2 separate regions of the Homo sapiens genome follow, and region 2 is linked to region 1. A link is an interaction called in ENCODE POLR2A ChIA-PET data of the cell type or tissue named here. Cell type or tissue: IMR-90. All regions are shown on one strand. Each heading gives the region's core, and the rest is flanking DNA. Links, peaks and the distances in the headings are about the cores only.

Region 1 (11,348 bases), core at 2,167-10,166:
ATGAGTCCTTTAGCTTCTCCAGTACTCAGGTTCCTCATCCTTAAGAATAGGATTCGATACTAATTTATTATTCTGTAGCCAGTGATGTATTAAAAAGTGTTCATATACAGTACAGCTAAATGCAGTGTGGTATCTTGGATTGCATTCTGAAACAGAAAAAGGACATCATTGGAAAACCGGTGAAATCTGAGTAAAGTAGTTAATAGCTTCATCTCAATATTAAGTTCTTAGTTTTGATCAGTGTACCGTAGTTATATAAGATGTTAACATTAGGGGAGGCCCGAAGAACGCTATATCGGAAAACTCTGTATTATCTTTGCAGCACTTCAGTAATTCTAAAATTAGAAGTTTGTTTTGTTTTGTTTTGTTTTGTTTTTCTGAGATGGAGTTTAACTCTGTTGCCCAGGCTAGAGTGCAGTGGCACGATCTTGGCTCACTGCAACCTCAGCCTCCCAGGTTCATGCCATTCTCCTACCTCAGCCTCCCAAGTACCTGGGACTACAGGCATGTGCCACCACACCTGGCTAATTTTTGTATTTTTAGTAGAGACGGGGTTTCACCGTGTTAGCCAAGCTGTCCTCGAACTCCTGAACTCGGGCAATCCACCTGCCTCAGCCTCCCAAAGTGCTGGGATTACAGGCGTGAGCCACCATGCCTGGCCAAATTAGAAGTTTTTTAAAGGTATTTATGTAAGTCATTTACTAAGCAAAAAATAAGGGAGACCCATTTTCAGACTCAAGTAGAAGAGATATACATTAATATCTATTAATCCTTGTTAGCTCTAGAAGACCAGTTAATAAAGTAAATGATTTTATTTTCCTTTATTCGTTTCACAGGCTCTCTATTCATATGGATGATGAATTGCGACATATTGCACAAAATTCTCTTCAGGGTTTACTTGTTGACTTCTCAGATTGGAGGGAAGATGTACTATTTGGCTTTACCAACTTCCTGCTCCGGGAAGTAAATGATATGCATCACACACTCCTTGATTCGTCCCTGAAGTTGCTGCTGCAGCTGCTCACCCAGTGGAAACTAGTCATCCAGACACAAGGAAAAGTCTATGAACAAGCCAACAAAATCAGAAATTCAGAGGTGATTTTCACACCTTACCCATGAATTTATATTCTTTTTTTTTTTTTTTTTTTTTTTTTTTGAGACAGTCTTACTCTGTTGCCCAGGCTGGAGTGCAGTGGCGCGATCTTGACTCACTGCAACCTCCACCTCCTGGTTCAAGTGATTTTCATGCCTCAGCCTCCCGAGTAGCTGGGATTACAGGTGCACAACATCACACCTGGCTAATTTTTGTAGTTTTAGCAGAGATTGGGGTTTTGCCGTCTTGGCCAGGCTGGTCTCGAACTCCCAACCTCAAGTGATCCTCCCGTCTCAGCCTCCCAGAGTAGTGGGATTACAGGTGTGAGCCACCATGCCCGGCTGAATTTATATTCTTTTATTCATATATGTGAATGAGTGGCAGTCTAGAACCTTTAGAATTCTTACTTCCAGCCACCTAAGAACTTCCTCCCTGGTGGTGGGCCTTAGTTCTTCCACTGGCATAAATTGTGACCAAGAAACTCAGAGCATGATATTCCACATCAGGTTAGACTTGTGAACATTCACAAGGCTATTTAGGGAATAGAAATTGGTTTTTTCAGAGAAGTATGATTGCAAATCTATTTGTAAGAACAAATGACTACAGGCCAGGGACTTAGAGCTGGATGTGGGTGTGGATGTGGATGTAGGTGTGGATGTAGATGCAGATGTAGATGTGGATGTGGATATGGGTGTGGATGTGGATGTAGATAGGATGTGGATGTGGATATACATGTGGATGTGATATGGATGTGGATATAGATAAGGATGTAGATGTGGATATGGATGTGGATGTAGGTGTGGGTGTGGATGTAGATAGGATATGGATGTGGATATAAATGGATGTGATGGATGTGGATGTAGATGTGGATATAGATGTGGATGTGGATATTGATGTGGACGTGGATGTGGGTGTGGGTGTGGATGTAGATATGGATTTGGATGTAAATGTGGATGTGATAGGGATGTGGATAGGGTTGTGGATGTAGATGTGGATATTGATGTGGATGTAGATGTGGATATGGATGTGAATATTGATGTGGATGTGGGTTTAGGTGCAGGTGTGGATGTAGATATGGATGTACATATTGATATGGATATGGATGTGGATATAGGTATATAAAAGTCAGCTGTCCACTAGTTATTTTTAGCCAGAAACATATGGGCTGCTTTGTTCAATATCCACGGAGAGGACAGTGCAGTCTTGTGGTTTCTTTATCCTTTCATGTCTCAGTCCTAAATGGTTAAGGTAGTGATAACATTTTGCAGAGCGCATTGAGGAGGAGTGTTGTCAGAGGAGAACCAGGGTGGTGGGAACTTGGCATTGGCAATGAGCAGATGGAGAAAGGGGTCTGGCTGGAGAAGAGTGTAACTGAGAGTCTAAAGACTGTGGAGGCTCATGGCAGTATAGTAGCATCTGGGGAACAGCTGGGATTCCTTAGAGGCTAACCCCAGAGATGACATTCAGCTCCTTCTCCCTTCCCTGTGTTGTAGACATGCCAACACGATAGGTAGAAAAGCAAGGGTTATATATGCTTGTAAGGGGAAAACAAAAATGAAGGTGGAAACTTCCCTGTTGACTGGCTTGCTTTTACTTTAGATTCACTTGGTTGGGGATTGGGAACTTTCAGAATCCATCACAGAGCTGTGCAAAACCTAGATTAGAATCTAACAAACAAGTAAGCAAGGAGAAATAGAAAGTAAATGTTTGAAAATTCGATTCAATAGTATCCAAAAGTCTATGGAGAATTTAAATAACAACTTTGGCCACTTTGATTGTATATACAGTGTAATACCAAGTGGTATACATGAAAGGAGTTGTGTTTTTATCAACATTAATAGCCTTTGAAGAGTTATTTTTCATCAGAAGTAACAGATGGTTGATGGTATTCCGCAGCAGCAATTGATCTGAAAGACAGAAGGGGATCTAGGATATTTCATGAATAATAATAAATTCATAGACATGTCTGGTTCTAAACCATGGTCATTTATTTTAATATTTACAAGGTCAAATGTGCAAAAAATATGTAAAACATGAGTGTATTCTTCTTCCTTTGTTATTTCGCTGAATACAGAATGTTGTTCTTATTGCATAACAGCTCATCGCAAATGGCTCCAGTCACAGAATTCAGTCGGAACGAGGTCCCCACTGCAGTGTACTCCACGCTGTAGAAGGTTTTGCTCTGGTTTTACTCTGCAGTTTCCAGGTGGCCACACGCAAACTGTCCGTTTTAATACTCAAGGAAATTCGAGCGTTGTTTATTGCCCTGGGGCAGCCTGAGGTATGGATTAGTCTTCTGAATTTTTCCATTTCTTACTTTCAACTCTTCTGAAATTTAGATTAAAAACTACAAATGATGCATTACTATTTCAGGTACTTTTATGTTACATGTAGTGTTTCATTCATTGTTAGGTTTTAAACTATTGTAATAACATTCTTGATCTACTAGATGTAAGTCATATTTTCTAAAAGCAATAGAAAAGACAAATCCCAGTTCTCCAGGGACATTACTTTGCTAAGAAGTGAAGAATTTTAAGATTAATTTAGGCTATGAATCATTTCCTTCACAGTGTTCAGCACATATCTAATTAAGAAGATATTATTACTTTATATTAGAGAATAAACTTGAAAAATCATATATCTCATTTGAAATGATCAAGGTACCAAAGAGTTTGGCAAATTGAAAGATGTTTAATCTTGATGATGGTAGAAAATGGCATCACAAAAAACACGTCCTCTTGAAATGGGAGAAGGAAGCCAGTTATTAAGCATGATCAATGCCTGCTAACACCCCACATTTGGCTAAATGCCATACACCTTGTTCAGAGAAAACACTTATTGCTATCTTGCAAGCTGGCATGGGTGGCCAAACCAAATGCATAATTTGATGAAAGAGGGACCAGCTTTTCATGTCATATATTTCTTTAGAAAATTACCACTTTCTGTTTTCTTCTTTTAAAAATAACTACTTTGGTTTTGTAACACTTGACATAGTCACTGTCTTTATAAAATATTTTCAACTTCACAGTCTTTTCTGTTCATATTTCTTCAGATAGCTTTCTGATGTATTTCAGGGCCACATCTCTGGCATCTGGTAAATGAATCTCTAAGACATATTATATTTTAGCAAACCTTCATCAAGTTTGTAATTATGAAAGTAATGATAATAATAATTACCATGTATGTGTCAGGTAGTGTGCTAAGTGCTTTATAAATAATATCTCATTTGACCCTCATAATAACCTAAGGATTGGTTTGGTTATTATCCCATTGTACAGATACTGAGACTGAGGCTTAGAGAGGTTAACTGCCTCCTGCAAAATCAACAGCTAGAATGTAACAGAGCCAAAATTCAACAACAGATATATACACATGCCTCTAACGCCCCACTTCTTAAGTGCTAATCCACTAGACTGCATCAAAGATGTTCCTCATATGTTGCTTTCTTTGACCAGCCATAATTTTTTTTAAACCACTGTCATTCACACAGAAATAGAGACATCCCAAGGCTTTTCTATAAGGCTTTTGAGTAAATAATTTTATATTTTCCAATTTCTCCATAAGGGATGGTGAATGAATATATAATATATAAATAAATGAATATTCATTTATACATTCATTACATATATTTTGTTCATAATATATAAATGAATGGATGAATTAATTTATAAATTTATGATATATAAATGAATCCATTCATTTATGTATTATTCACATAGAATTTTCACTAAGATACTCTCTCGTGCCCTTTCCAATTTGCATCTTGTATCAAATAGTTACATACTATGTAGATACTACAAAGAGTGTGTGGTCAGTCTAGTTTCTTTGGGACTAAAATTCAGTCACAGTAAACAATTTATCAGTTATTTTAACAGATCAATGACTTAAAATAAGTAGCATTTTAGTTAGCAGTCTAACAAAGCATATTCTTGCAGAATTTCTACTCCTCGAAATTAATAACATGAACACTGTAGTGAATAATGTATGGCACTGGTAGATTCTCATGTACATGTATGAGTCTGAAATTCAGGTATATGTCTTTTCAGTACAATGTGAAATTGGAGCTCTAATTATCTTCCACTAAAACTTGAAAGATGAAGCTCAGAAACACAGGAGTTTTACTCACTGCCTTCCACCCTCTGGGCACTCACTTTTCTGTGAGAAAACCCTTATCACTATCTCACAAGCTGTTCTGCTTCATGTATCAGACGAAGGCGGTGGGGTGGGTGGGGAGGATTCATTTTCCCATAGAGAGTAATCGCCTCCCCTTTGTACAGGATGACGACAGGCCGATGATTGATGTCATGGATCAGCTAAGTTCTTCCATTCTAGAAAGTTTTATTCATGTAGCAGTTTCGGATTCAGTAAGTACACATTTGATTCCAATTAATGGCTCTTAAAAGCTCTGGACCTATCTAAAATAGTCAGTGAAAAATTATGTGGAATAATTTGGGTGTTTATGTCAGATTAATAAACTGACCCAAAGGTACTTATGAAGATAAGACTAGTTTTTCAGATGTTAATTTAAGAGACATTCAGATAAATTTCACACAAAATCTGGATCTTAGGAATATAGATAATATTTTTAAACAACAGTTTTAAGAATTGCTCAGGATTCTTAAGGAAAATTACTTTGCCTTTTTCATTGTACTTATCACTTAATACTATATGTAACACTTAATATTGTACTTAATATGTAACTTCTATTTATGTGGTACTTTATAGTTTACAGAGTGCTTTCACATTTATTATTCGATTTGATTCTCACAGTTACTGAAACTCAAAAATGTTAAGGGGTAAGTCCACAGTCACACAAAAGGAGAGTTTTAAAGCCCAGGGTCAAGTCTGGGCTCTCGAACTCTCCTCCCCAGGTTTGGACTCTGAACCTAGGAGAGCTTTATCTGCTACACAAATACATTCTTCCTTTTTAAAAGCACATTGGCAACTTTCAATTTCCTGAACAAGTGTAGAAGGGAAATTTAAACTGATTTTAGTTATCTGACTTTTAAAAAATAAAAGTATAATAACAGGACCTGGATTAATTTGGGCTAAATAGCTGAAGGGAGGCAGGGCAGAGCTGAGACTCCTTGCAGAATCCATGTTACTGATGTTGCTGATGCCTGATGTGCAGATACTTGTCAGATAATTATAAATGTATACAAAACCTGAAGACATTTCAGAGCTCTTCATGGCCTTTTCTAACTTGATTGAAAACAGATTCCTATTTTTAGTGGCCCTGTTCTTGCTTATGATCATAATAATAATACACTAAAACTATAAGCCAGGTACTGCAGACCTTAACAGTAATAGTGAAATAGTCCTACTTCTTTTAGAATTTCAAATTGTTCTGACATGGAATGGAATACTAAGCTTTGTTTAATGTACGTATCCTACTTGCCTACAGATAACACTTTATATTTTGTTCATGTGCTTTTGTTCTGTGTGTACCAAAATCAAAATCTTAACCTGGGTAACCAGCTCAGCAATACTGCAGTTAGGAAGATATACAGAAACGGGGAGAGAGTAATGGGAGAAGCAGTGACTGCTTTGTGCCAGGTGTTTTTACAGCTGTTACTTCATGTAATTCACTGAAAGATTTGGTGAGATCAGCATTATAATTCCCAAGTCATAAATTCAATACACAGAGATTCTGGGATGTTCAGTACTTTTCTCAGGTCACAGGCTTTGGGCAGAGCCTATGTTGCCATCTCATCTCTCAGGCTCTGTAGCTCCAGCTCTGCCCCTTACAGCCTATTGACCATTGAGGCCACAATTATAACACTCTTACCCATGGGAACTCATAAACCCAACAGTTAATTCATCATTTTACATGCCTAACAAACATAAAGGCAGTGTCCTCTCTTGGCACAATAGCTAGATTATTTGAAAATTGATGTCCCCTGAACTTTGGTATCTAGACTTAAAAGAGAACAAAATGGAATATAAGAACTTACTAATATAGATATTTATCTTTCAAGAGATTTCAAGAGATTTTTATTTTTGCTTGCTATCATAGGGCAAGAATATGTGGGTATCTTGGCCAGGTGTGGTGGTTCACGACTATAATCCCAGCACTTTGGGAGGCCAAAGAAGGCAGATCATTTAGAGTTCAGGAATTCGAGACCAGCCTGACCAACATGGTGAAACCCTGTTTCTTCTAAAAAATAATACAAAAATTAGCGAGGTGTGGTGGCGATTGCCTGTAATCCCAGCTACTGGGGAGGCTGAGGTACAAGAATCGCTTGAACCTGGGAGGCGGAGGTGGCAGTGAGCCAAGATCACACCACTGCACTCCAGTCTGTGTGACAGAGCAAGACTCTGTCTCGATAAATAAATAAATAAATAAATAAATAAGAATACGTAGATATCTTATCTCAAAAACTGTCAGTAGAATGTCCTTCATAAAAGGGATTGTGCTTAGCCATCTCTCTAAATCAAAGGGAAGATATTTCAGTGTAAGGAAAGATAGAGAAGATCATAGCTTTAAGAACGTGTTAATTACAATGATAAAAACACATTTGTGAATCTCAGAGATGAATAACTTTTCAGAATTTTAAAATACTGAATCCATGTTTCAGTTTAAATTTACTGTCATATATTCATTCAACAAATAATTAGTGAACAGTTTCTGTGTATTGATGCACAGTGCTCTGTGGCAATAAACCTGTCAAAATGTGACCCAGGTTCTTAAATTTTGCACTTAAGCTGCTTATCATCTAGCATAGGAAGACTGATGACCACACACCAAGGTCAAATGTGGTAGGTGCAGGATTGGTGTTTCAGATTCAAAGCCAGCCCAGTGCACTCAGCAAAAGCACTGTGCAAGAATGAGTAGTCAGGCTGAGCCTTGATGAGGATGGATAACTTCAGTTCGGGTTTAACTTACAACCTACCTCTTATACCTACAGGCAACATTACCACTCACCCACAATGTGGATCTGCAGTGGTTGGTGGAATGGAACGCAGTCCTGGTCAATAGCCATTATGATGTGAAAAGCCCTTCCCATGTCTGGATATTTGCACAGTCTGTCAAAGACCCCTGGGTCCTCTGCCTCTTCAGCTTCCTCCGGCAGGAGAACTTACCCAAGCACTGCCCCACAGCCCTCAGCTATGCCTGGCCTTATGCCTTCACTCGGCTCCAGTCGGTGATGCCTCTGGTGGACCCAAAGTAAGGGATTCTTGTGTTTTCCTCTGCCCTCTTGTTTTTCCATTTGCCCTCTTAAATTTTCATTTTGTGTAAGAGATTGGGATGTTATCATCCCAATTTCTGAACTTCCTACTAGAGAATTCTTAACATTGAGTAAAAACATTAAAAAAATTTTGTCTAAAGCTAGTGGTTTTTTGCCTTAATAATCAGTATGATTGTCTAAGTCTATAATTTCAGACTTTTAATGGTAAAAGATACTTTAAAGTTCTTCTGTTTGACTTTTCATCCAATGCAGATACTCTTTGAATAACATTCTTAATCGACAGTTGTTCAACTCTATTTGAGTACTTCCTATGATCTTTATTTAATAAGTGATATTTAAAATCCAGAACTTAGTTTCACTCTTGTTTTCGACTCCATATTTCTAGTAGCCCAATTAATGCCAAGAAAACCAGCACTGCCGGCAGCGGAGACAACTATGTTACTTTGTGGAGAAATTACCTAATTCTTTGTTTTGGAGTTGCAAAACCCAGTATTATGAGCCCAGGACACTTAAGAGCTTCCACTCCAGAAATAATGGCGACCACACCTGATGGTACAGTGAGCTACGATAACAAGGTGACATGACATGCTTCAGAAGAATTATTCTGTAAGGTTTTTTTTTAGCTTGTTTGTCTAGAGTTCACAGTGCAAATTGCACTGTGCCTGCCATCTGGAGTATTATGGGATCAGATTTTCATCCTACACATTTCTAAATTCCATTGAGTGTTTATATGAATAATTTATTACTCCTCCCTGACAAGCAGGGAACCAAAGATAAAGAAAAGTTGAGAAACCTGCTTAAGACCATAGAGTGACTTGTATTTATTCGTGCCCTGAGGTTTGGTTTGTGTCCTACAACACCACACTACATTTCTTTCACTCCTCACTGAGTATTCACCTTTAAATCATGCCTTGATTAAATAAATTATCTTGTTAAAGATAGCTTTATAGACTTAAATGGTTTTAAAAAGAAGACCGTTATAAAAAAAATTTCTTTAGAATTTGTGTTCCAGGTGAGAATTGCATTCATTTTGCTGTATTAAATTTGTGTGTGTGTGTGTGTGTGTGTGTGTGTGTGTGTGTGTTTCCTGAAATGATGGCAGTGCCTTGGGATATGGTTCAGTACTTTGAAACTGTTATAATGGGATCATCCTTTGATTAAAGGAACCATCAGTTACCATGTTACCTCTTTTTCACTTGTATTCAACTTATTTCAGGCCATAGGCACCCCATCGGTGGGAGTTCTGTTAAAGCAGTTGGTGCCTTTGATGAGACTAGAGAGCATTGAGATCACAGAGTCCTTAGTTTTAGGATTTGGAAGAACAAATTCCCTTGTTTTCAGGTACAGTAGTCTTAATGAGTTGTTCTAAATTCATACATGCTGCTGCTATTGTAGTTCCTTTATTAACTCAGATTTGAGTCTGTGTGTTGGCGTGTGCCCAGAGAGTTTATAGGCTTTGTGTGACTTCCCACTACATCGTCTTGGTTGATGTGCATGTAACAAGCATTCCTTGCAACTGCCTCTCCTGTCACTTTTAGTCATTGCAACTTTGATTTTACCTCTCAGATTTTATTTCACTGGCAAGCTTTGTTTTAGACAACTAAAAATGAAGATAGTTCAGTATCAATCCCAGTTGGCCAGACTGTTCAGAGGTTATCACATCAAAATAATAACAGTCTGCTCATCAGCCATTTACCCAACAGATTCTCAAAGGTTAAGCATTGATAAAACCCTTTCCAATGTGTTCAGTTCCATTGGTTGATCTTTCTATTTTTTTTTCTTTTTTTTTTTCTTGAGACGGAGTCTCGCTCTGTCACGCAGGCTGGAGTGCAGTGGCGCAATCTCAGCTCACTGCAACCTCTGCCTCCTGGATTCAAGCGATTCTCCTGCCTCAGCCTCCTGAGTAGCTGGGGCTACAGACCCGCGCCACCACATCCAGCTAATGTTTGTATTTATAGTAGAGACGGGGTTTCACCATGTTGACAAGGCTGTTCTCGAACTTCTGACCTCAAGTGATCCACCCGCCTCAGCCCCCCAAAGTGCTGGGATTACAGGCGTGAGCCACCATGCCCGGCTTCATTGATCTTTCTATAGGGCACTTTCTTTGCCTTAATGTAACCATATACCTGCTTTCTGGATTCCTTATTTATTCACATTTGCAATCAAATAATCATTCCATCTGAAGTACTGTCAAAGCCTTTGAAAGAAACATTGTAAAATGTTAGTTTGGTTTGCCTCTGATGACTTTAGATAAGCAACAAAACCCTATAAAGACAAATAAAATCGCAAACAAAATTTTCCATGTAGATAGAAATGAGAAACCTCCAAGCATTTATGAGAAACCCTACTTGAAAAATAAAGATTAATAAGATGTTTTAGAGGCTATTGAAAAAGATCTAAGTTACTTATGGTTAGAGTCAGATTTTATTCTTTTGTTTGTTTATTTTTTTGAGATGGAGTCTCGCTCTGTCACCCAAGCTGGAGTTCAGTGGCGTGATCTTGGCTCACTGCAACCTCCGCCTTCCAGGTTCAAGCAATTCTCCTGCCTCAGCCTCCTGAGTAGCTGGGATTACAGGCACGCACCACCACTCCTGGCTAATATTTTGTATTTTTAGTAGAGACAGGGTTTCACCATATTGGCCAGGATGGTCTCGAACTCCTGACCTCGTGATCTGCCCACCCCGGCCTCCCAAAGTGCTAGGATTACAGGCGTGAGCCACCACGCCCAGCCCAGATTTTATTCTTAAAAGAAGTAATTGTGGGTTCTGACTGCGTAGGTTACCAGTTAACCAGAGTTTTACTAGTTATTGGTTAATTAATTAAGACAAAATATCATATAGAAATACAAGGAGATGGACGGGTGCAGTGGCTCATGCTTGTAATCCCAGCACTTTGGGAGGCTGAGGTGGGTGGATCACCTGAGGTCAGGAGTTTAAGACCAGCCTGGGCAACATGGTGAAATCCCGTCTCTATTAAAGTACAAAAATTAGCCAGGCGTGATGGTGTGCACCTGTAGTCCCAGCTACTCGGGAGGCTGAGGCAGGAGAATAGCTTGAACCCGGGAG
Region 2 (11,348 bases), core at 1,580-9,579, 87 kb before region 1:
GCTTTTATGTCTTCAATCACCTTGAATGTGTCTTTATTGTTCTGTTATAACACTACTTCTTGTGTCTGCTAACTCTTCTGTTTGTTGTGCCTGCTAATTCTTGCCCATGATGGATTTCTTTTTATGTACTTTGAAATTTTTTGTTGTGAATTCTTTCATTGAGCCTCTTTTTCTGTGAGTTTTCCTTGCATCCACGGTTGTGGGAGTGTTTCTCCAGCACGGTTTTGCTTTTGCCCCTTCTGTTGCCCAGAGTTATTGCTGTCCGGGGCCAAATATCTGGTTACTTTCTGCACCTAGAAGGTGACACAACTGTATATCTCAAACTTGTAAGACTTTGGCCTGTGGTTTCAAATTCTTGGATGTGAATTTTTTTTTCTTGTTATTTTACATAGAACTCAACCAGAGACCACTGGGAACATCGTTTCATCTTCTTTTAATGGTGCATAGATTTTTCTCTAGTCCATTGTTTAGGACCAGACTTTATGTAAGGCATCTTATTTTCTATGTCCCACCTCTCAGGGCCCACATCACTGTTTCCTATCCCCCAGTTGACAATAAAGAAAGCCTCTAGGATAATGAAACAAACAGTCCTCTCCCTGGATAGCTACTATGCTACCTCACTCCCTCCTGTTTTTCCTTTCCCTTTTCCTTTCTTGTGAACTCATTTCTATACCTTTTTTAAAAACAAAAATGTTATATTTCATTCAATATTTCCAAGCACTTACTCCGTGTGAGCTTTTGGGTTATCTGAGCCCATCGTCCTGCCTGTGTCCTCTGCAGAATTCTCAGTTTGCTTTCCATGCAGATAGAGCCAGAGTTGGCCTTTGCTCCCTGAAGCTCATGGTGAGGTGGGGTGTCCTCAAGGTGAATAAAAGGAAGAATAAGGGGCCTGTCACCAATTTTTCCTCCTCTGATCTCATCTGTGAATCTTCTCTAAATACAACCCTGTCCATTACATTTCTTGCACAAAACTTTCATTTCATTCTTTTTCACTCCTTGATTTGGCCCAAACTGATCTTACTCCCACCACATACCTTTATGAACCCAGGTTTCTTGTCTGCCACCATGCGTTTATGCATGCTGACCCCTCTTCCTGGAATGCCACTCAGCTTCTCATTCTGCCTACCCTTTAAGGCCCAATCCAAAATCTCATCATCTGAAAAGCTTGGCTTGATTTCTTCCCTGCTATCTCCACACAATCATGCTTATGATAAAACAACTTATACGTATCTGCAATTCTTTACTTTATCTAAGCTACTGTATCATTCTGTCTTGCAAACTATTCTGTCCTCATTGAATTACAGTAATTAGTATAGACTAAACTAGTAAATACCAGAATATATTACAGGTTTTAAGGGTAAACATTTTATGATACTTTCAGTTGTGCATGTGCATACCAGACCATAGTGTATTTTTTATGGTGGTGGGGTAGGGGCAGAGATTTTCTCTTAAGTTGAAGAAGCAATGTGTTAGCCTATAAGTTCCTTGGAGGCAATATCTGTGTGGGATGCATCTTGACACATACACACATGCAAACACACACACACACACACACACACATATCCCATGTCCCCATGTTTAGGACAGTGTTTGCGTATCATGGACAGTACATGCTTTTTGAATGAATGAATGAAACATTAATATAATAGCTTGAAAAGAATGTCTTTATTGGAACCTGTGTGTTTCCAGAGGTCATCTTGCCAACTCTAAACTAATAAACTAATAATAATAGATTATGTTCTGTTCTTTGCACAGATGAATGCCCTAAAATGTGCTGAGTACAAGAGGCATTGATTCTCAGCCTCCTACTTTCAGGCATCTAAGGATACCTCTTTATTCATTGATATGGTCACCTTCTCCTCACACTGACTCCAGCAACGGGTGACTCTTAGTGATCAGACACAGTATCAGAATATATGCTCTCATTCTCTATGAGTCTGTCTATATAGCATCTATTACTGTAGTCACAGGCAATTACCTTCTCAGTAAGCTCTTTCCAAAAACAAGACTCTCCAGTTTTTCTGAATTCAAGTGCTGCTATCAATTTTGACTTTGTAGATCAAATGGACAAAAGAGATAAAGTTAAAGACAAAACAGCTTTTCATTCTGACTGATCCGGATTTGACTCCTGCTTCCACCTCTTTAGTGTTGTGTGACCTTGGACCAGCCAGTCAACCTCCTTTTTTTCTCATTTGCAAAATGGAAGTAACAGTACCCAGCTCACAGGGTGGTTGAGAGGATTAGAGGGAGTGTGTGGAGCCCCTGATACACTCCTGAGCATGTAGGAGATGCTCATTTGTCCTCATCACCACCCTCCTCATTATCCTCATTGGAGGGCTGAGATGAATTTCTGGTATATTTCCTCAGAAGTCAGCCTGGTGCTTCCTCTCTTTGTGTTCACGCAAACATAATGGAGGCTTGAGCAGGGGACTTGACTGTCTCCTGTTGCCATTTATCAATACTGTCAGGTGCCTGTCCTGAGCTCTGCCATGGCATTGACAGAGACACAACCACAGCTCCTTTCAGCAGACCTGGTCTTAGCCCTCCAGGTGCTCATGCTTTGGGAGATGACAGAGGCAAACAAAGTACTTAAGAGAAGACAACACCCCCAACGATCTCACTGTATTTCCAGCAAAATACTTGAGTCCTACCCAGGTGTGAATTGTGAAGACCTAGGCGGTAAAACCAGAGATTTGAGGTAAGTCCGCCTCTGAGGGTTTTCAAAGGCTTTCAAAGAGGAAATTTCATTGGTTCTTGAGAGTAGGGGTCTCAGAAAAAAATAAGAACCGCATAATGGCCAGGCAGCCCAAAATATGAAAGGCTGGATTACTCAGCTAAGTAAACCAAGTTTAGAAAATTTCAAGAATTTTCAATCACACTTCTTAGGCTTTTGTCCACGCCCCTCCCTATAACTTGACCAATACACAAGAAAATTGGTTTTTTATTATAGCCCTGCCACTAACCTGTGCTTCTGGCAAAGTCACCTACGTGTGATCTGTCATTGTTTTCTCGTCTATGAAAGGATAGCAGCCAGGCCATTTTCACTCTAGTGTATAAAACAAATGAAATAAAAGCAGCATTCACTCTCAAACCCCTGGGTTTAAACTCTTAAATTCCCTGGGTTTAAATCCCTGGGTTTAAACTCACTTATTAGTGAGTCTGTCCAGGTTTAATCTCCCATTGTCCCTTCCAGGAGCTGCAGTGGAAGCTAAATTGGGGATTGGGCCAGGAATTCCATCTGGATCTAGTCTATCAGCATAAAATGTCATCGGGAAGAAGAAAAAGAAATTCTAACTTGCCTGACAAAGAATTACTCAGAAAGAAAGTAATTTACTGTGTTTTGATTTTGAAACCTGGAAAAACGAAAAGTTTTTTTTAAGTCTACTTGACTTAAAAAAAAAATCTAACTTTAATCTTGTCCTTCAGCAGAGACTAAGAATGAGAGCTGTGCTTATCTTCATCCAACACCCTGGAATTCAAAAACACTTTTTATGACGAAAGATGAGTGAAAATGGGGATTTTCATTATTGAGGTTGCTTGAGCCTTAGTAGCCTTGTTCACAAAATAGTTAACGGACAAGATGCAGGCAGGATATTTTAGACATTGCCCCTGTGCTGAGTTAGGAGCACAGGTGTGGGCTGACAGAGTGATAATTCATAAAGGTGCTAACTGTGTCATGCTGGAATGGAGGCTTAAAAATAATAGAACATGATCTAGCTGGTTTGCTAACATGAAAGAAGTAAACTCAAAGTAACACAAACTATTTTCTTGGGGTACACAGTCTGAAGAATCCAGGATGCCAAACTCTATTGCATCACACATCATGAATCTGTAATGAAATATGTCATGCTTAAGAACAAACCTGTAGGAACATCAGTCATGGCCAGCCGGCACAAACACTGAAAGGCCAGGCAATTAGCTAATGACAGCATTACTGCTTGCTAGTGTTGTTCCAGGTTCAGGCAGTAACGTTGTTGACATACCTTTGTTCCTTGGCCCAGAGTCTGAGGCTTCCAACTCCTCCTGTGTGTTGATGTTACAAAGCTGGCATCAGGACAACTCTCCTGTTACCCCTAAAGTTAAGTAGGACGCTGTGCTGTAATAAGGACACTGGTGGCCCACCACCAACAGATGGTATATGATGAATGGTTCTAGTCATTTTGATGAACGGGACTGTGGGTCTAAGTAAGCAAGTCCTTTGGCAAGTGACATACATACTCATCCCAGCTTCCTCTTGTGATTTTAGACCATATCTGATGAGAAGTAAGAGACTGAATTTAGGATACACCCTATTTTTAGGTGTAAAAGAGGTTTTTTCACCTCTGGGCCATCTAGAGATTGAACATTCATCCATAGTCTTGTATTTCATTCATTCACATGAGTGATGTGTGTGCAGACTTCTAGATATCAGAAAATATCAGATCCTTTCATCCGGAACCCTTTTTAGTATTTTAGTAATTTGTGAATTGGAAATTCTGCTGTGCTAAAGGACAGAATGACTACCTCTAATTAAGTTTGGATCTTTATATGGCAGATCTTCATAAAACTGATTGTAATTTACTAATCATCTTCATAGGCTTATCACCATTTACTAACCTCAGCCATATGATATTTCATAATATTTTATCATGCCCATTTGCAAGTTGGTTGTTTTTCTGCACTGCTCTACATGCCAATCTTCCTATACTAAGCAAAGGTTACATGTCTGTTGACTAAGGATGTGTAAATAGCAGAAATGCCAGCCTTAATGTCTTTCTGCACTGTGGATTCCAGTCAGCTTCCCAGAAGGATAATCAGCTAGTCTTGTTGGTCAAACTCCTCTTTAAATAGAGGCTGCTGTTGCTTCAACAGACCAAATAAGGGAAATATAGAGTAAAAGTAATTTCATGTAGCTCCCTGTTGAGTGTAGTGATAGAATCAAAGCAATGCTGTCCTGAAAAGAGACTAAAACATTGCTGGTCAGATAGGGAATATTTATATCACACTTGACAACATACTGGCTAGTTTTCAAATTATAAATAAATAACTTTTAAAATAGCTGTTTCTTAGCAAAACAGCTTAGCCTGGAACGTCCCTTAAATAATCTATAAAGACATTCACCAAAAACTTGAAAATTCACCCTAACCCAGAAACATAGCATTGTTAGTAGCTAAAAAGATTCAATTTAACTGCTGAATGAGGTGATCTTTCAGATGAGCTCATAAGTTTGTTTTCTTTATCATGAGTATGCTTGGAGACATGTAGATGAAACACATTTCTTCTGTGGCTCCTAAATGGAACTTTTTCAGATGTGAAATGAAATTTAATACACCACCATAGTTTGATTGAACCTTATAGCAAATAAATGATGTGAAAATATCACCAGGTAATAAAAAATATCAGAGGGCTTTTTACTTCAATTTAATAGTATCCAATTCAATTCATTCATGGATAAGGCCATAATTTTTATTTTTATTTCTGGTGACTTTATGAAGAGATTATCGAAGTTTCCTTTTTTTGAGAATACAAAACCAGACAAAGGTAATTCCTCATTTCGGTCTAGTTTTTCTGATGATATGTTCTTTGTACTATTTACAAAGACATCCTTTTTAATACAAACAAAAGATCATCTGGAAGTATATGTTTTAGAGTGACAGAAAATACCAATAAAAATACGTTCAATAATAATGGCATAATACCAAGTAACAATGGCTCATTCCTTAAGGTCACTGTGATGTAATATTGCTGTGTTTCCACACAACATTTTGCATTTTGACATTCCTGAAAATCATCAGTACAGTTTTCAGCAATAGCAAGTTTTACTATAGCATTGTAGCAATTTTAACCGGCACAAATTTTGATTTCTACGGTCATGCTAACAATAAGACTTGTTTTATTAGGTATTTTTACTGTTGCTTACATACATATCTAGTATATTCTGACTTTTAAAATTTCTTAAAACACAATATTCTATTTGATAATATTTCCTGATGCTTTTGGGAATTTCTACTCAATTCCTAAGTTGTAATCACATAGGTTGAAGGCAGGGGGGTTGGAATATTCCTGTAGGCTTTCCCAAGATGATTCAGCCATGAAGAATGTGAACATTCAAGGAAAAGACTATGCAGGCCACAGAGAAGGAATGTCTGGTGGGCACAGTGGCTCACACCTGTAATCCCAGCACCTTGGGAGGCTGAGGTGGGAAAATTGTTTGAGTCCAGGAGTTTGAGACCAGCCTGTGCAACGTGGTGAGACCCCCCATCTCTATCTACAAAAAATAAAAACAAAAAAATTAGCCAGGCGTGGTGGCACATGCCTGTGCTTCCAGAGGCTGAGGTGGGAGGACCATTTGAATGAGGCTGCAGTAAGCCGTGTTAACACCACTGCTCTCCACTCCAGCCTAAGTGACAGAGTGAGACCTTGTCTCCAAAAAAAGAAAAAAAGAAGAAGGAATGTCTAAGAAGTAGGAGGAGAACAGATGGGAGGTGGAGGGCAATTCAAGTGGAAAGAAGGGAGTGAACATTGCAGCTAAAAGATCCAGCATGAAAAATGGCCACCAGATTTGCCATTTGGAAAGTTACTGGGGTCCCTAGGGAGACTAATTTTAGTGGTGAAAGAAAGGCCAGATTGCAAGTAGTTGAAGACATTTTGAATAGGAGAGGAAAGAAAGACAGGAAGTGTAGACCACCCATTGGAGAACTGAATATGAGAAGAGGGTTAGAAAGGAAACCACAGCCGGGCGCTGTGGCTCATGCCTGTAATCCCAGCACTTTGGGAGGCCGAGGCGGGTGGATCACGAGGTCAGGAGCTCAAGACCATCCTGGCTAACACGGTGGAACCCCGTCTCTACTAAAAATATTAAAAATTAGCCAGGCGTGGTGGTGGGCGCCTGTAGTCCCAGCTACTCGGGAGGCTGAGGCGGGAGAATGGCGTGAACCCGGAAGTCGGAGGTTGCAGTGAGCCGAGGTGGCACCACTGCACTCTAGCAGCCTGGGCGACAGAGCTGGACTCCATCTCAAAAAAAAAAAAAAAAAAAAAAGGAAACCACAGCCAGAGGTGGATGTGTGGTCAAGGAAGGCACTACGATGAAAAGGTTTAAGCATGTTGATAGCTGAGAGAAAGACCGAAGAGAAGGGAAGGGTGGAAGACAGGGGTCACTGAGGAGCTGGCTGATGGAGCCATGTCCTGAAGGAGATAGGAAAAGATCCATCCACACACACTGTAGTAGACACTGAAAGTCTACTGAGTGAACATAACATGCACAGTTAGAGGGGTATATTGGGACAAATAAAATTGAAAAGACCAACAAAATAGAAAGTTACCCAGAAACAAACAAATGAAGGTTGTATCTTACATTTCTTAGTAGCTGCTGTAGTTCTTTTTTTTTTCTTTTTTAAAGAATGCCTATGAGAGCTGCTCTTTTGTTCAATTAAAATGAAGATTAACTTTGTAGCTGAATTTAAGTGAAGTTTCTCTTCCACTGTTCAAATAATGGATTTGTACTTAGGGTTGTTAAATGTGGCAGAGAAATAGGCTCCACTGAAATGAGCAAAACCACTGCAAATAGGACAGATTATCTCAAGAGATTTTGCTTAAAAAAAAAGTGCCAACATATTCTTCCAGATTTACATCTGCCTTCAGTTTTCATAGCATAGGGTACTGGGCAGCATCTTACCTGATAGTACCTTGGATTTATTTGTGCTGTGTCTTCTGTATCATTCTCTTTTGTTTCTTTTTCCCCAGTATTTTAGGTGAAAGGCAGCATTTATTATTTCGCTTAAGAAAATTCATTTTAATAACTAAATGGAATAAAAGGGGAGAAGTTTTGTCAGGGTTTTGACTATTTCTCATTAGTTATTAGAAACCTACTCAGGATGTCATAGGGTGATGTCCATTTTTACAAACTGAGGCAGGTTATCAAGGGGGCTAAGTCTTCCACCAGAAGTCCAGTGATCCATGCAGTCAGTCAATTGACATGACCAGAGTACATCTTCAAGATTAATCACACCAGTGGGGTGCCGATTACCCCTCATGATGGGGAAGTCATTTGGGGAGTAATGGTCAGTATTCAGAACTGTGAGTCTTCAGGCTCACTCTTTAGATGTTTTTCCAAACTTGAGTCAAAGTTGGCACAAATGAGATCTGATGAGAAAAAGATGTCAGACATGAAAACATTTGGGACCCCGTTATTCTTTGGTTCATACGAAGTAGAGTGCCTGCGGCTGGGTGTAGATAGTTCTGAACAAAACGCTTTGGTGCATTTTCACAGTTGGGTCCACAGCTCTCTACTGTGAAGGGTGCCACCACATGGGGTGAGGAAGCTCACCACTAGGCATCTTCCCGTGTTCTGGTGAAGAAGAGAGATCCTAATGGTGGTAGTTCCATTCTGAAATTCTTTATTAACCACTAAGACCAGACATTTATATTATAAAATTTCACTGCTGCTGATATCAAAACCCTCAACTGATTATGTGTATCCTCATTTTTTCTAAAAGATAGCTGAAGCTTAGAGAAGTTAAGAAAGGGCCATAAGTTGAGAGGACCTAGGATTCAAACTCAGGTCTCTCAGATTTCAAAGCCCACACCCTTAACTGCTACATCCACTGTTGTAATAATTAAAAGACTTTAAAATAGCATCTTAAGCAAGGTTAGTGATATATTTAACTAATTGAATAATCTCATATTAACTCCAATAGCATTGCTGGGTTAAACACATTCATTGAAATCTCTCTAAATGCCCAGATGTCACCACAACGCAGTATATCCATGTAACAAAACTGCACTTCTACCCCTTAAATGTAAACACATTTTTAAAAAAGAAATATCTCTGAGGGCAGTAATACTTTGGATCTTTCTAGATTAGTGAAATCTTACCTGTGTGGAGCACACTTGAAATTTTGGAAGGCCACTAAAAAGTTAGAAGTAGAAAGTTATTTGTATTAAATGACCCCTTGTATAATACCTCAAATAAAACACGTCTTGATATATCAGACTCCCTCTAGACTTCTAAGTGACTGTGGCCTGTCTGTCTGGCCATCTTTCTTTCCTCCTAAAGATTACAGAGATGTATGATATGAAAAGATTGTGAAGTGAAGATGTAATTCGTGTACACCAAAATTGTTTGAAAATTAAGGTAGAGGGCGATGGCTTTCCTCGGCCCTTCTTAGTTAGATGTGGACACAAGGAGTGTTTAAAGTCTGTATTTTTTTAAGCTGAGAGTAGGGAAGATTGGAACTCCTCAGGGTGTGAGAAGCACAAACAGCTGTATTCCTATGGAAATACTGAAACTCCTGCAGAATTCTTCAGCGCAGGAGAAAATTCCCCTTGCGTGGGTTGGGACAGCAGTAGTCTCTGATTCAGAGGGAGAAAACTCAAAGAGAAACCCAGAGTGCGAACTGAGGACTACATCTTACTTCTCACGCAGCAGGTGAGGTATCTCTGAGATTTGGCCACCCAAATCCAGTCTGCAAATGGGGAGAAATGAACAGTGGTCCGTTTTATAGCTCCACCAGGAAAAGATCAAAAAAATTGGAGAATTGCTATTAGAATAAGTTTTGAGAGTATCTTATGTCATCTTTAAAAACGAGACATTGTAAGATTTTAACAGTGATGATAAGTGATGCATCACGACCTCCTGTTTTTAGTTTTTGTTTGTTTGTTTTTTCTAAAGAATTTAAAACGTAAACATATGCAAACAGAATAGCACAATGAACCTAATGGTCATCTTCAACAATTATCAACTCATAGCCAATTCGTTACACACTCCCTGAACCTTCCCCTGATATTACTTGAAGTGAATACTAGAAACAAAATCATCTCATCTCTAAGCATTTCCATATGTATCTCTAAAAAAATTCTTCTCTAAACAAAACTGCAATACTATTACTACATCTAAAAAACTTACAACAATCCCTTAACATCATCAAATCTCCCATGTGTTCAAACTGCCAATTGTATCATGAATGTCATATTTTCTTTTAACAAAATATTTGAGTCAGGATCCAAATAAGGTCCACACATTGCAGTAGACTTTTAAAGAAATCAACAGACTCCCCCTCCATTTCTCTTTTTTTTACCCTCTCAAAACTTATTTATTGAGGAAACGTCTTTCTTTCCCGCTCTTTCCTTCAGTCTGGATGTGGCTGATTACATCTTTTTGGCGTAACGTAATATATTCCTCTAACCCCTGTATTTCCTAAAAATTGGAAATTAGATAGAAAGGCCTGGTTAGATTCAGGTTTGAGCTTGTTGTTTGTTTAGTCAAGACTATTTCATACTGCTTTCTTCCATCAGAAGGGACGTAATGTCTGGGTTTCACTTTTTTTGTGCTGTGAGCAGCCACTGATGTTCAGCGCCAAGTCTCAGTATTTTGGGTTTTCCCAGGGCCCCAGGTCCTCATTTGTTCACTGTCACTCAGTGAGCTGGGGCATCTGGTCAGACCTAAGGTCTTCAGCTTTAGCCAGCTAAGAACTTTCAGGGACCCATCACCCCAAAGTTATGCTTTTTCAGAATGATTTTGTGAAAATAAACATATTCAATTCAATTCATGAAACTTCAGTACATAAATAAAATTGTACCAAAATATAGAACAAAGACAAATTTTTAAAGTATACGAAGTCTTTCTATTCTTACTTGAAGTATACTGTTCTTACTTGATGAATGGCATCATTATTTTGAGCTTCCTTTGCCATAATCAGTTTCCACTTGTTGGTTAAATACCCATTGTGTATTCTGTGCTAATTTTGCTTTACTACTTATTTAATGCTCTTTAAAAACCAGGATATCTGAATGTGTAGATCTTGGATTTCATGCAACTGGTGTGCTGCAGTAGAACTGCAAGCAGAAGCATACCTTTACAGTTCTCTTTTCTTTTCTTTATTTTTTATTTTTATTTTTTGTGGGTACATAGTAGGTGTATATATTTATAGGGTACATGAGATGTTTTGATATAGGCATGCAATGCATAATAATCACATCATGGAGAATGGGTGTCCATCCTCTGAAGCATTATCCTTTGTGTTACAGACAGTTCAGTTACGCTCTTTTAGTTACTTTAAAGTGCACAATTAAATTATTATTCGCTATCATCACCCTGTTGTGTTATCAAATACTAGGTCTTATTCATTCTTTCTAACTTTTTTTTTTACCCATTAACTATCCCCACCTCCCCACTAACCCCCCACTATCCTTCCCAGCCTCTAATAAACATCCTTCTACTCTGTGTCTATGAGTTCAATTGTTTTAATCTTTAGATCCCACAAATAAGTGAGAACATGCAATGTTTATCTTTCTGTGCTTGGCTTACTTCACTTAATGACCTCCAGTTCCATCCATGTTGTTGCAAATGACAGGATCTCATTTCTTTTTTA

The links. ChIA-PET counts read pairs that join two places held together with the same protein. Peaks named below come from ENCODE experiments on the same cell type or tissue, not always from the same donor. Only the 100,000 strongest peaks of a DNase experiment are listed, where the experiment ranks them.
Region 2: POLR2A ChIA-PET joins it to region 1 with 13 read pairs; 2 of 35 experiments call an interaction of 5 or more read pairs at or near these places.

What each region holds. Positions count from the first base shown.
Region 1 is chr13:32,170,176-32,181,523 of GRCh38, forward strand. FRY (FRY microtubule binding protein) reads left to right here. Exons shown (of 61, transcript NM_023037.3): 18 at 837-1,095; 19 at 3,192-3,374; 20 at 5,371-5,457; 21 at 8,002-8,261; 22 at 8,669-8,858; 23 at 9,500-9,624. Among named protein-coding and RNA genes, the nearest start is that of ZAR1L, 140 kb to the right of the region's middle. In IMR-90, for the core only: no CTCF peak of the experiment used is centred there; no DNase peak of the experiment used is centred there.
Region 2 is chr13:32,083,355-32,094,702 of GRCh38, forward strand. The region is part of intron 2 of FRY (FRY microtubule binding protein); the gene reads left to right. Among named protein-coding and RNA genes, the nearest start is that of FRY, 57 kb to the left of the region's middle. In IMR-90, for the core only: no CTCF peak of the experiment used is centred there; a DNase peak (open chromatin) is centred at 5,217; H3K27ac peaks cover 288 bases.